2 separate regions of the Homo sapiens genome follow, and region 2 is linked to region 1. The links are chromatin contacts, found by Hi-C in ENCODE. All regions are on one chromosome and are shown on one strand. The core of a region is the stretch at or near the end of the contact, and the rest is flanking DNA. Distances in the headings are between cores, read along the strand shown. Region 1 overlaps CTNND1 (catenin delta 1). Region 2 holds the start of PATL1 (PAT1 homolog 1, processing body mRNA decay factor).

Region 1 (7,500 bases), core at 2,614-5,113:
GAGTAGCTGGTATTACAGGCACACACCACCACACCTGGCTAATTTTTTGTATTTTTAGTAGAGACGGGGTTTCACTATGTTGCCCAGACTGGTCTCAAACTCCTGACCTCGTGATCCGCCCACCTCAGCCTCCCACAGGGCTGGGATTACAAGCGTGACCCACCGCGCCCAGCCATGAACAATTAAATTCTATACCACTCCAAAAGAAACAAATCTTTATATCCCTAGGTCACTTTACCTAGGAATGCCTTAAAGCCTACCATCTATCTTTCTTTCCATCCTATAGGAAGTCCCCAAGCAGGAAAATTGCCCTGACAGTAACTATGCTTATAAGGGAAGCTACTATAGACCCTGATATACCTTCTGTCTTCCCTATCCCATAAGATTTTCCCATCTCTTCATCCTTTCTATCTGGCCAGAGATCACTTCATGCAATCAGATCAATAATGGCATATCAGTCCTCCATCTTAATTAAGTGCTTAACCCCTCCCCTAATAGAGAAGAAAAGACCTCTTATCACTTCCAGATCTTACACACGTCTTAGTTTACCGTGGTCTCTGTGCGCCGAGTGGTCCCATCATCTGAGGTCTCCACAGAGACTACAGACATGGCTCCCTCAGGATCCTCCTCCGTGTAGGTCTCCACAATCTGCCCCGGCTCCTGCATCCTGGGGATGGTGCTATATAGAAGGTGACTGTGATCCTATATGCAAAAGAGAAAAGAGAAGAAACTACTATTAAGTGCTATGTATAACAAGCCATCCTAATAAGAAGCATAAGTGGTAAACCTGGAGACAGGGACTCCTCATGCATCTTCTATAGGCCTCAGGATTTTTAGATGGGTGGCTGTCATCTTTTGAACTTGTACAAAAGGACAGTAGACATAATTTCCCAGTTGTAGTCATTTAACAAACATGAACTAACTATAGCCACATCAACATCCAAGTGACAGACAGTAGATTTAACTTCCCAGCTGTGGTCATCTAAGTGAACATGAACTGTGTTAAATGCAGTTTCATCTATATCTGAGTGATCCCTCAAAAGAGCAGCTCACCCAATAAATAAATAACTTGTATTTATTTACTTGAGATAGGGTCTCACTCTATCACCCAAGCTAGAGTGCAGTGGCATGATCATAGCTCACTGGAGCCCCAACCTCCCAGGCTCAAGCAATCTTGCCATTTCAGCCTCCTGAGTAGCTAGAACTACAGGCTCACGCCACCATGCCTGGCTAATTTTATTTTTTTTGTAGAGACAGGGTCTATGTTGCCCAGGCTGGTCTTGAACTCCTGGGCTCAAGCAATCCTCCAGCCTCAGCCTCCCAAAGTGCTGGAATTACAGGAATGAGCAAACCACGCCTGGCCAAAATAAAGAACTTTGTTTTTTTTTTTTTTTTGAGACGGAGTTTTGCTCTGCCTTGGCCTCCCAAAGTGTTGGATTACAGGCATGAGACACCGTGCCCAGTCTAAAATAAAGAACTTTTTTTTTTTTTTTGAGACAGAGTTTTGCTCTTGTTGCCCAGGCTGGAGTACAATGGCATGATCTCAGCTCACCACAATCTCCGCCACCTGGTTTCAAGCAATTCTCCTGCCTCAGCCTCCCGAGTAGCTGGGATTACAGGCATGTGCCACCACGCCTGACTAATTTTGTATTTTCAGTAGAGACGGGGTTTCTCCATGTTGGTCAGGCTGGTCTCCAACTCCCGACCTGAGGTGATCTGCCCACCTCAGCCTCCCAAAGTGCTGGGATTACAGGCATGAGCCACCATGCCTGGCCAAAAATAAAGAACTTTTAAGACAAACCTGAAAATCCCAGTAAGAGCCATCTTTTGACTGGCTTTATGTTACTCTTCAGATACCGTCTAAAAGGCTCAAGACCAGCCAGATTTTAGGTAGGGTTTTTTGCTGCAAAGTAGAAGCCTACTGTCTCTAGAAAAGAAACGCAGTACTTAGGGATCAAATGGGGTGGCAGTGGGGAGGAGGAATAGTCATAAAGATCAATGGTCATTAAAATTCATTCCAAAACAAAACTGCATATATACTTTGGAGCTCCACTTCTTTGTTTTCGTAAATAAAAGAAACTAATTGACGAGTATGTACAATGTGCCAGGCACCTTACAAGACACAAATATGCTCTTATAGGCTGGGGAAATAAGAAAATATGAATGAAGCAACCCAGGTCTTGAGCCAAAGAATTACCTGGGGTCCGTTGAGTTTCAAATCTGAAAATTTCTGTCTTTCAAGGTCAGCATCGCCCACAAACCGGCCGTTCTGAAACACAGCCCACAAGAAGACAATTCATTTTGTGGCCTTCTTTTGCTCTATCAAATACAAACGATCTTTTTTTCAAACAGGAAAAGGGCTTTCAAGAAGATATGTGTGGCCTGGAGTCCTTGTGTCAGTACTCATAAAAGAACCATTCACTCTTTAGTCTTAGCACTTTCCTCAAAATTGAAAATCAGGCCTGGAACTCTGGCAGACAGGGTCTCTGGAACATAAGAACGTAAACTCCACGAGGGCAGAGGGTTTTTTGGGATAAGTTTAGTTTAGTCTAGTGCCTTGAACAGTGCCTGGCACATAACAGGTGCTCAAAAACTATTTGCTGAATAAACAGCACAGACCTAGATAATTTCCCTTACATGCAACCTTTTTGGAAAGCCATAAAAATGTAAGGAAAGTTGGAAGGGCTAAGTTGGGGGGTTTCCAAAGAGCTTTATAGTCTCATGAATCTTCATGCAGTACTACCACTGGAAACTCCCATTCCAGGCAGCTTTTTAAAGAAAGAAGCAAGATGGCTATCATGTCCTAATGTAAAAAACAGAAATTTAATTAAAGAAAAAAGCAAGAGATACGAGTCTCCCTTTCCAAGTACAAAAACAAGCACCCCAACTCCCCTCAAGAAAACAGAAGGCTCAATATCTTTACCAACAATTATTAGAGCCACAGAATACATTCCAAAATGTCATCCAGAAGTTGCTCTGTCTTAAGCAGCAGGAAATAATCTAATGACATTATACCACATAAAAATATATTTGCCTGCTCCTCTTCCAGTAGAATAGTGAGATCCAACCACCTTGGGAGACTCTTCCTCCACCCCACTCCCATTACATAGAGTGTAATGCTGCAGGGAGAGGAAGTTAAACATTACTTTCAGGAAGAAGGAAGGGTGTGGTTTTACTGCTAAGCAGAAGTTAAAAATAAGAGAGCAACCACATACTGAATCCTGGAATTCCCCATGACCTCCAAACCTGAGCAGTCCAGCTTTCTCCTTTCAATATAATTTCATCCCTAACTTTCTATTGTAGTTCCTGTAAAAATCCTAGGAACACTGCAAGCATGCTGCCTCCCTCAAATTCCTTGATCCTCCAACTGGAATTCTGTTCTCTCTCAACTGCAAGGCTCCTCAGTATGAGGGACTTTCTCTATCTTAAAAAAAAAAAAAAAAAAATCACTCAGCCGGGTGCAGTAGCTCACGCGTAATCCCAGTACTTTGGGAGGCCGAGGCAGGTGGATCACGAGGTCAAGAGATCGAGACCATCCTGGCCAACATGGTGAAACCCCATTTCTACTAAAACTACAAAAATTGGCTGGGTGTGGTGGCACACGCCTGTAGTCCCAGCTACTCAGGAGGCTGAGGCAGGAGAATTGCTTGAACCCGGGAGGCGAACGTTGCAGTGAGCCAAGATTGCACCACTGCACTCCTATTTAAATAAATAAATAAAAATTACTCAATGAAAAGGACTATCAGGGCATGAGTACTGTTCTGGTTCCCACTCAGAGATCTCTCGTAAGATGCAATCTATCAGGCAATGTCTACCACACACACACATGCGCGAGTGCGCGCGCACACACGCACACACACACAGAGGAAGACAGACAAAACCTCAGACAGATTACATCACAGCAAAGTCAGACTAGAAAAACCAGAGGAAACACAAGATACTTCTCATTTCTAACACCAACTCTCCCAAGTCACATCACAGAGTCAGCCAACCCAGAGACCACTGGCTCCTGTGGTTATTTGGGTTAAACAGCAGCATGATGCTCCCTCTCCAACTCTAACCAACAGAATTAACAATGACCCCTTCCTCCAACACATGATTTACACAGCCAACAAAAAGAGCACACAAGGACAATATGGAGCAGGAGTACACAATTTATGGATACTGCCACACCTGGGTACAGACTGTTCCCTCAGGGAGACTGAACTAGGGCTGAGAGCACAAGATGCCCAACCATTAAGTGGGCATTTACTTTCCTGATTTTTTGATACCAAGAAAAAAAAATCAGAAAAGAAAAGTAACTTGAGTACAGCTGCAAACTAAACTATCTACCATTACTAGAATTGTAGCCCACCCCAAAAAACCTACTCCAGCAAAACAGGAAGTCAGATGGATGCTTCTAGAGATAGTAACTGCACCCAGCTCAGTCCAGCAGCAATATTCCTTGTCTCTTATCAGCATTTAACACCCCTGGAAAAAAATCCCTGGAAGAACGGGCACTGGACAGCCCATCACCAAAAGGAGAGTAGCTTCCCAAAAAGGATCATAGCCTCTCTGTGACCATGCCAAAGTCCTACCTGCACGTCTGATGGAGAGAGGGGTTACCTGATGCCGGCGGGTGAGTGTGCCGTTGGCCATGAGTGGGTTGGCATCTTGTGGTGAGACCCGGACGCGTTCCAGCTGCGCCGAGACGTGGCGCCGTTCCTCCTCCAGCGCCCGGGTCAGCTTCTCAAACTGGGCCTCTTGTTCCTTCACAGAGGCCAAGATGCTGGCGGTCGACTCCACCTCTGAGTCGTCCATGAAGGTAAGGGGCGGAGCCGCCGCAGGGCAGGGTAAAAAGGAAGGTGAATCACAGAGGAAGGAGAAGGAGGGAGAGAGACCCCCTCACTTCACACTACCGGGAAAGGGTAAGAGAAAGGAGAGAAAAGGTCACAGGTCAGAGAAGACAGATGAATTATTAATCCCAGAGCCAAAGATGCCCTCTCGTGGTTTTACTGCAGTGCAGAAAGCAAGCCACCGCCAAGCCTGGGAGCCCATCACCAGTGTCTGTTCAAGCGGAATCCTTTGCCCACTAGCTTTCTTCAACATCCCACCAGAAATAACTATTGAAAGGAAAGGTGCAATTAAATCTAAGTCTCTACACTGTTAGGAGAGGGAGAATGTGGTGAGGTGCTGTAGTTATGAGATTGGATTATTTTTCCCTGAAAAAAATCTGCTGGTATCAACTCAATGAAATGTGTAACTCCAATGGTACAGACAAGCATTCACTATCCTGCAGGGACAAGCCACTTTTAGAGATAATAGGGCAATACAGATCTTACTTAACCTCTCCCACATCTAAACACTAAAACTGCTGAAGTGGCAGCAAATTAAAAAAAAAAAATTACTATGCTAAACTAAATGCCAATTAAGAAATGAAAAGGCCGGGCACTGTGGCTTACACCTGTAATCCCAGCACTTTGGGAGGCCGAAGCAGGCGGATCACGAGGTCAGAAGTTCGAGACCAGTCTGGCCAACATAGTGAAACCCTGTCTCTACTAAAAAAATACAAAAAAAGGCCGGGCGTGGTGGCGGGAGCCTGTAATTCCAGCTACTCGGGAGGCTGAGACAGGAGAATGGCGTGAACGCCGGAGGTGGAGCTTACAGTGAGCCAAGATCGCACTATTGCACTCCAGCCTAGGCGACAGTGCAAGACTCCGTCTCAAAAAAAAAAAAAAAAAAAAAAACACACACACAGACAAAATTAGCCGGGTGTGGTGGCGTACTCCTATAATCCCAGCAACTCGGGAGGCTGAGGCAGGAGAATAGCGGAGGTTGCAGTGAGCCAAGATCGCGCCATTGCACTCCAGCTGGGGCGACAATGCAAGACTCCGTCTCAAAAAAAAAAAAAAAAGAAAGAAAGAAATGAAAGTAGGTGGCTCACACCTGTAATCCCAGCACTTTACGAGGCCGAGGTGGGTGGATCACTTGAGGTCAGGTTCAGTTGGTCAAGACCAGCCTGGCCAACATGGGGAAACCTTATCTCTACTAAAAATACAAAAATTAGCCAGGCATGGTGGTAGGCACCTGTAATCCCAGCCGAGGCATGAGAATTGCGTGAACCCAGGAGACGGAGAGTGTAGTGAGCCGAGATGGCACCGCTGCACTCCAGGCTGGACAACAGAGTGAGACTCTGCCTCCAAAAATATAATAATACATTCATAAAAGGGCGTTTCTACTTTCCAAACTATACTACTATAGTTTGTTAAATATTATATTGATGGCAAAACGTGTTCCTTGACTAATGGAGACAACAGAGTAACAGAACCACAAAAAACTCTACATGTAAAAAAGCACTGTCTTCAGGAAACTTCACCTCCTTGGGAAGTAGGAAAAGGAGTATTAGCCTCAACCTCTGAAAGTGCACCTCACAGTAGTTCATATCCTAACCTCCACACGTCAATGGCTGGAAGTTCCCACATCTCTGTAATCCTGCAGAAACCTCTAACTCAAGCTTGTCCAACCCTTGGCCCGCGGGACGCATGCAGCCCAGGACAGCTTTGAATGCGGCCCAACACAAATTTGTAAACTTTCTTGAAACATTATGAGATTTTTTTTTTTGCAATTCTTTTTTAGCTCATTGGCTATCCTTAGCGTACATTATGTATGGCCCAACACAATTCTTCTTCCACTGTAGCCCAGGGAAGCCAAAAGATTGGACACTCTTGTTTTAAATAGACTATCTTTTTACCCTTTTATTTGTTCCAACTCAGGATAAATATCCAAGTATCTAGAGGGTCTATGTGTGCTATCTATACAATAAAAGATAGTTATATAAAAATGAAGAGTTCTCCATACCATTATATAAACAGGAGGTTTTACAGGCATTAGTGATACTCTGTTGGACTCAATGGGTTTTTTTCTCTCTTATAGCTATGAAAGACTTTATGCCAGTCCAAAATATACAATGTTGAAAGACAGGTTTTGAAATAAATATTCTCCCCAATTCCCACCCTCTCACCAACCCATAAAGAAAAAAGGTATTTAAAAAGATTTTTTTCTGCTATGACATGAAAGGAATAAAAATACATATTTCTTAAAAAGTAAGATTTTTCCTTCTTAATAAACATATTTCCATACACACCTGTTAAGAGAAGGTCGCAACTGATTGGTTTAACACAGAGAACAGCCCAGTCTAGATTCAAAAAATCATGGAAGAAGCATCCCAGCCACCACAGCAAGGAGGAAGCAGGAAGGAGAGAGCTGCAGAAATATTTGAAGGAAAAATGGGAATGAGAGGAAAATAAAATATACCCAATACATAAAAACAAGAAGAGCAAGGGGCAATATTAGGAATGAAAGGAAGTAATTTAAAATATGACTTGGAATTGCTTAATGTGACAAGTGCCCTTTAGACCTTGTTGTGTTCAGATACCTAGGCCTTGGATGTCATTTTCATTAAAACCTGGATTCTACTGTCAAGTGAGAGCTCCTCTATTTGTATTTCCATATATAACCAGG
Region 2 (7,500 bases), core at 3,463-5,962, 1.9 Mb before region 1:
CCATTAGTCAAAGCAGTCATAGCTCAGTCCAGATTCAAGGAAAAGGGAACATAGATCTTACCTCCTAATGGGAGAAGTAGCAGGGTGTGCTGGTTTGCGCCTGTAATCCCAGCTATGCAGGAGGCTGAGGCCAGGAGTTTGAGACCAGCCTGGGCAACATAGTGAGACCCTGTCTTTATAAAAATAAAAAATAAATAAGCTGGGTATAGTGGTGTGTGCCTGTAGCCCCAGCTATTCAGAAGGATGAGGCAGGAAAATCACTCGAACCCAGGGGTTTGAGGCTGCTGTGAACTATAATCACACCATTGCACTACAGCCTGGGCAACAGAGTGAGACCCCATCTCTGAAAAGTAAATAATAAAAACTAATCAGTTAATTATTAAATGGGAGAACTGTCAAAGAATTTGTGGCCATGTTTAGTCCATCACAAATTTTGCCTTGTAACAGTTATTTTTATTATATGGGTAATTCTTTTCCCCTAAGATTTGTTGCACTAAGGGGTCCCATTACTTTCTGGGAGGTTTGTCATAACTTTTTTCACTACATGAGAAATGACCCTGGGTGCAGCACCCTACTCTTTTCTCCCTCTATAACCCTGCAAGTACTAATGGACAATGTGGGGTTTCAAAGTGTAGTCACAGAACTAGTAGCGTCGGAATAATCTGGCAACTTGTTACAAATGCAAATTCTCAGGCCTGACTTCCCTCCTACTGAATGTGAAACTCTGGGGATGGGGCCCAGTAGTCTATGTTTCAACAAGCCATCTTGGCAATTCTAAATGCATGTTAAAGTTTGGAATCAGTGTTTTAGAGATGTAAGTTACTTGATGAAAATATCTGAAACCAGTCTCACAAGAAAGTAAATTGTACGTCATGTTTTTTTACATTTAGAAAAGAAACAGGCCAGGTGTGGTGGCTCACGCCTGTAAGCCCAGCACTTTGGGAGGCTGAGACAAGAGGATCGCATGAGACCAGGAGGTCGAAGCTCAGTGAGCTGTGATCATGCAACCGCACTCTAGCCCAAGTAACTTGTCAGGTTTAAAAAAAAAAAAAAAAAAAAGTAAAAAAGAAACATGTATACTCTGTAAATACTATAATGGCTTACAGAGCCTCCAGAAAGCATAGATAATGCCAAAGAAAGCTGGTGTGGTGGCTTTCTCTAATTGATGGCCTTCCTCAGCTGTCAATAACCTTTCCCATGTACTTGGCATGCAGGAGACACCTCCCTTCTCCCACCCACTCAAGGGACAGTTCCCAGAAACATCATACTTTATGTCTAAAGAATCACTTGTGAAAAGAACTTGTACCTTTTCCATCTTAATAATGGGCCTATTAGCAGCTCAAAAAAAACTATATATATATATATATATATATATATATATACAAAAAAAACCATATATATATATATATATATATATATATATATATATATATATATAGTTTTTTTTGAGATGGAGTCTCCCTCTGTTGCCCAGGCTGGAGTGCAGTGGTGTGATCTCAGCTCACCACAACCTCCACCTCCCAGGTTCAAGCAATTCTCCTGCCTCAGCCTCCCGAGTAGCTGGGACTACAGGTGGGTGCCACCATGCCTGGCTAATTTTTGTACTTTTAGTAGAGACGGGGTTCCACCGTGTTAACCAGGATGGTCTCGATCTCCTGACCTCGTGATCCGCCCGCCTCGGCCTCCCAAAGTGCTAGGATTACAGGCGTGAACCACCAGCACCCGCCTAAAAATACATTATTCTTTTAAAGGGACTTTCAATCTCCCTCACAGACAGGTGTTGTATAAGAGGAAATGGGAAATTTTGTTGATCCTGTCTATGACACTTTGTTTTCTGCTCCTTTAATTCCTGCTCTACAGCATTTCTTTCCTTGTACTTTCTTTGGGTTTATTTTATAGCTAATTTATATTCAGGCTTCCCTATTTTCGTCCTCAGTCTCCCGAGTAGCTGCTGGGACTACAGGCACAGGTGCACACCACCACGACCAGAAATAATGCAGAGCAGCTAATAAAACAACTAACCCAGCTAATTTTTGTGCTTTTTGTAGAGTCGCGGTTTCGCCATGTTGCGTAGGCTGGTCTCCAACTCCTGAGCTCATGCAATCCACCCACCACATCAGTTGTAACTATTTTCTGCTTTCCATTATTTAGTCATTGAATTGGAGGGGTTTTTTGGTTTTTGTTGTTGTTGTTGTTGTTGTTGTTGTTGTTTTTTGAGACAGAGTCTCGCTCTGTCACCCAGGCTAGAGTGCAGTGGCGCGAACTCGGCTCACCTCAAGCTCTGCCTCCTGGGTTCACCCCATTCTCCTGCCTCAGCCTCCCGAGTAGCTGGGACTACAGGCGCCCGCCACCACGCCCGGCTAATTTTTTTGTATTTTTAGTATTTTTAGTAGAGACAGGGTTTCGCCATGTTAGCCAGGATGGTCTCCATCTCCTGACCTCGTGATCTGCCCGCCTCGGGCTCCCAAAGTGCTGGGATTACAGGCGTGAGGCACCGCGCCAGGACTTTTTTTTTTCTTTTTTAATTTCTGAAAACTTAAGACTTTTTTCCTAATCTGTTTTTACTATTGATATCTTACATAATGATCAGAAAACATGATCTGCAAGATCAGGGATCAGCAAACTCTGTAAAGCGCCAAATAGTAAATATGTTACACTTTACAGGCCACACTGTATCCATTGTAACCACTCAACTCTGACTTTATAACATTAAAGCAATCAAAGACAATATGTAAATAAATAAGGTTGGCTGTATTCCAATAAAGCTTGCTTTACAAAAACGGGTGGCTGGCCAGATTGGACTGTGGGCCATAGTCTGCTAACCCTTGATCTACATGGCACCAATTCTTTGGTAATTATTAAGATGTACTGCTACTTAGTTTTTTTTGTTTGTTTGTTTGTTTTTTGTGAGACGTAGTCTTTGCTCTGTCACCCAGGCTAGAGTGCAGTGGTGCGATCTCGGCTCACTGCAAGCTCCGCCTCCCGGGTTCACGCAATTCTCCTGCCTCAGCCCCTCGAGTAGCTGGGACTACAGGCGCCCGCCACCACGCCCGGCTAATTTTTTGTATTTTTAGTAGAGACGGGGTGTCACTCTGTTAGCCAGGATGGTCTAGATCTCCTTGACCTTGTGATCCGCCCACCTCGGCCTCCCAAAGTGCTGGGATTACAGGCGTGAGCCACCGCGCCTGGCCTGTTACTTAGTATTTGATGTTTTATAATGTTCCATGCATGCTTGAAAACCAATAAATCATCTTGTCCCGACGCTCCACTTCTTTAAAGTTCAGGCCTGGCCCATGTCAACATTTGCTTTTGTTATTCTGGCACAGTGATTAAGACACTCGGTTTTTAATAATCAGACAAATCTCAGCTGCTAGCTTTACCACTTGCCATTGGGTGGTTGGAGGCAAACAATGTCGCTAATCCTCAGGTTCCTCAACTGTAAACTGAGAAAATAACAGTACCTACCTCATGGGGGGCACATAAGGAAGGATTCAATGAGATAATCCATTTTATAAAGCGCCTAGCAGAGTCCCAGGCAGCCTTCAATCGTTAGTAGTGTTACCATCATGAGGCAGGTGTAATTATACCCATTTTACAAGAAACTAAGGCTCAGAGAGGTTTAGGTAAGTTGCCCAAAGTTTCCTAGCCAGTGGCAAAGCACAAGCTCCCACCCAGAACTTTTCTTCACAAATTCAGCGTTTCCGATACTCAAACTGATCCAGACACACTAACATTTAGGGGATTTACTGTATGCCATTCCGAGACGAGGCTGCATTTTAAGACGCCCAGGGAAGAAACGGATTGCGAAACCCAAAAGAATTCATTCTTTGTGCTGCAAGTTTTGTCTGAAAGGAAAGGGGCAAGAAGGGCATGGAGCGTGCTAGAGGTAACAAACCACCCAACAGAATTCTGGAACCAGGGGGCCGAAGCTTCTAAGCTGGACACATTCCTCTGTGGGTTCGATCCTCTAAGGAAGTGGAGTCACCCAGCGGCGCACCACGGCCCGAAGACCCTGCTGCTGCGTGGCCAGCGGCCCACGGCCGTGCGGCCCTTCGAGGCTCTGCAGCTCCTCGCGCCTAATGAGCCTGGCGCTTAAAAATACCACCCTAGTTAAACCTCCCGGAACCTGTCTTCAGCATTTCAAAAAAAAAAAAAAAAAAAACGGGCGCCGTCATCACTTTGAGCCACATAAATCACAGCCCTGACCTGCTGTGGATTCAGCAGGCGACGAGCCGCTGAAAGTGGCGACGAAGTCCGCCCCTTTCGAAGACCAGCAACTTTCCATTCTTTTTTCCCTGCGCAAGGCGCAGATTGCAACGGGGAGACCCCCGAGCAGCCTGAGGAGTGAGTCGGACGTTGGAAAAACTGCCCGGGAATCTCATCTTTCCCAGCCCAGGCTAAGCGCAGGATTCTTCAAAGCTATATCCTGTGACAATCACAAGGGTTTTCTCCGCCCCACGGGTGACGGAGAACTCGTGACCGGCCCCTGAGCTCCAAGCCGAGCGCCTAGAGGGCGCGGAGAAAGAGGGGGCGGAGCTACAAGCCCAGATCACCAGGCAGCCGAAGACGGGCAGCGCGTGCGCAGTCTCTCGCCACGGGACCTCCTTCCCGCCGCTGAGACTAGGAAGCGGGACGCCAAATCTGTCCCTGCGCAGCCGCCGCCGCCGGGCGCCGAGCGGGGTGGCCGCCCTGCCTGAGGCGCGCCTGCGCACGTCCCCACGCACGCTCCGGCGTACGGCGGCGGCCAGGGGTCGCGAGCCGGTGGAGGACCCGCGCGCGGAGGAGCCGGGGAGTCAGCGCTTCTTCCCTCCCTCCCCCTCTCCCCTCCCCGCTCCCTGCCCCCCTCCCCAAGAATGTTCCGCTACGAGGTGAGCTGTTGCGACCGGAAGTGACCCCTCCCTCCCTCCCGCGCCCCTCTCCCTCACTCTCTCTCCGCGCGCCGGTCCTGTGTTCCTGCGGGGCAGGGGGCGGGCTGGGGGAGTCGCAGGACTTAGCTGGACGCGACTGGTCTGGGGTCGCGGGTCTAATCCTAGGGCTGGGAGCTGGCTTCATGGGTCGAGACAGTCCCATTAGTTGCCGCTGGGGAAAGTTGGCCTCCGTTTTGGGGTGGGGAGGGCCCGTTAAGTGCTGTAACCAGACCACACCCCCGCCCCCACCCCTAGAGGAGCCACGGAGGGTAGAGCACTGCATCTCCCCGGGTGCTTTTCTTAAGTAGGTGTCACCCGGGAATTCCCAGAGCCGCGTTTCCCGCCCTGGACCCGGAACCACCCCCCACCCACCTCCACTCGAATTACACTGACACACATCCCATTCACACAGGCTACCTTCAGGTGAAGGGGGCCTGGGCTTGCCGTTGGATTAGGGCCCCAGCCCGTTTACTAAAGAGGGCTCCGAGTTGGGAGGGGGGCGTGTCCTGCAGAAGTTCCTTCTGGGCTAGTGCTGGGAGACGCGGGTTTGGAGAAGGTGCCGGGAATGTAGCAATAGCAGCAGACAGTACTGACCCTGTCACCAACTCACTGTGTGACCTTGAGTGACTCCTAATCTCTGGACGTAAACTTTCTGAATTTGTAGCATGAAAGAACTGATGTAAATGATCCTTAAGAATTTTTAATTTAAAAAAGCAGCGATTTGGTAAAGTAGATATTTGTGATTTGGAAGGGAGTACTGCTGGAAGTTGCCTCTGATAAGGAGGCAGTGGCATGCCTATTGGCATGAGTTTGGAAGGGCTCTGGGGTAAGAAGAACGCCCTTTGACCTAATCTTTCCATTGTAAACAGGGTAGCTAAGAGGTAGCCAGGCAAGGTGTATCACAAACGTACCTACTGATAGAATATGGAATTCTGATTCTGAATTTTTGAAAATTGAGGACAGGTATACTTGATAGGAATGATCTAAGACCAAACCAAAAGGAAAACTTGGAGAATAAATCAGTTGAGTAAGATTGAAGTAAAGGGGGAAAATAGAACACACCTAGGATGTGGTGGCCTCTAGCCTTTGTTCGATAATCTGTAATCTTTGCCCACTTTGATCATCACAACTCTCTGCCATAGTTGGTATTGTCCCTGCATTACAATGTAAGACATTGAGCCTTACAGCCTAGCACAGAACCTTAGACGCAATAGGTCCTTAAAAGGTATTTGATGAATTAATTAGAAATTTTCTGAGTTGCCCATGTTCACACTGATTGTAGGAATGGAGCCAGAACTTGAACTTGTCATACCACAGCTTTTCCAGAGTTCATTTTATTGTGGTTGAAGACCTAATTTTCTGTTTCATCACTAGAGTTTAGGCCTATAGGGAAGATAAGAAAGATGGAAAATGAAGACAAAGCTTTAAAACGGAATAATAGTTGAAAAGATGACATGAATATAATGAGAAAGATGAGAATTTTGCTGGAAAAGATACATAAAGATACAAGAAAATAAAGGGTTCATTATTAATTGTCATCAGTATTCCAACCAGTGATGTAAGGAAAGTTGTGGGCTTAATTTCTTGGTTGCATGAGGAACTGCTGTTCGTGGATTCTTGATAAAATAGAGAAATGGAATGCTGTGAGGTGGGGCAAGAATTAAATGAAATAAGGATTAGGAAATAGAAAGTGAAAGAAAGATGATGAAATCTTCCAGTGTCAGGGAAATTGGGAAGTAGAAAAAAAATGCCATCTTTACAAAAAGTCATAATGAAGCAATTATGTTCATTGAGAAGGTAAGATGAACATTTTTAGAACATTTTTAAAATGAGGGTGTGAATTTCATGAATAACTAATGTCTTTTCTTTTTTTTTAGTCTTTGGAGGATTGTCCTCTGGATGAAGATGAAGATGCATTTCAGGGACTGGGAGAAGAAGATGAAGAGATTGATCAATTCAATGATGATACATTTGGGTCAGGTGCAGTTGGTAAGTGACATCTTTCGCTTATAATATCATCTTAGCCTCCTGCTCTTTTCAAGTGCTGTCTTTTAGAAGTGCTTTATCTTATTAGGGGTAACCTTATTCACTAACTTGGCAAGATATTCTTCTATTCCTCATCTTAGAATAGTTCATTCTTCACTGGAAACAGCACCTATCCTGCTCCTCTGGGTCTCTTTTTGCCTTACCTATAAAATCAGGTATTCTGTAAGCCTTGCCCCTTCCAGCTATATGATCGATGACTACAGGTTGCCCCTATGAGGGATTCAAATGTTTAGAGAAGTAAACATTTAAGAGAGATTTAAATTAATCCTAGATGAGAGGAATTTTTATTTGTATAACATATAACTTATGGAAAACTAGTGTACTAGTAGAAAATTCAGATTCTAGGATGTGGGTATATGTGTTTCAAAATTTAGTCTATCACTAGTATATAACTTTGCAACTTATAGTATCTTCAAAATATAAAGCTTTTTATAGCAAGAATTTTGGGGGTCAAGAAAGGACTCATAAGTTAGAAAAGTATGCACAGATGAAATTTTGTCCATCCCTGGGTATAGATACATATTATTTATTTATTTATTTATTCTTT

Evidence for each region. Hi-C counts contacts between places; a loop is a spot of excess contacts on that map. Pooled maps may share reads with other maps.
Region 2: a loop to region 1 is called in a pooled map, with 10 times the contacts of the local background. The contact joins the promoter of PATL1 here to the enhancer-like site in region 1. A Hi-C loop is called at or near these places in 6 of 50 pooled maps.

Annotation. Positions count from the first base shown.
Region 1 is chr11:57,788,779-57,796,278 of GRCh38, reverse strand. CTNND1 (catenin delta 1) reads right to left here. Exons shown (of 21, transcript NM_001085458.2): 2 at 7,124-7,242; 3 at 4,606-4,894; 4 at 2,198-2,269; 5 at 550-702. The coding sequence starts at 4,800. It overlaps TMX2-CTNND1 (TMX2-CTNND1 readthrough (NMD candidate)), which reads right to left. Exons shown (of 21, transcript NR_037646.1): 3 at 7,124-7,242; 4 at 4,606-4,894; 5 at 2,198-2,269; 6 at 550-702. Among named protein-coding and RNA genes, the nearest start is that of CTNND1, 31 kb to the right of the region's middle. RefSeq lists an enhancer at 3,708-4,002. Within about 2 kb of position 3,863, at least 30 of the 41 ENCODE cell types and tissues checked have a DNase peak (open chromatin) inside an H3K27ac peak, as active enhancers do.
Region 2 is chr11:59,666,249-59,673,748 of GRCh38, reverse strand. It overlaps PATL1 (PAT1 homolog 1, processing body mRNA decay factor), which reads left to right and starts at 4,712. Exons shown (of 19, transcript NM_152716.3): 1 at 4,712-4,868; 2 at 6,785-6,896. The coding sequence starts at 4,854. It overlaps PATL1-DT (PATL1 divergent transcript), which reads right to left and starts at 4,439. Exons shown (of 4, transcript NR_187296.1): 1 at 4,207-4,439; 2 at 62-173. RefSeq lists enhancers at 4,163-4,452, 4,379-4,673 and a silencer at 4,633-4,982.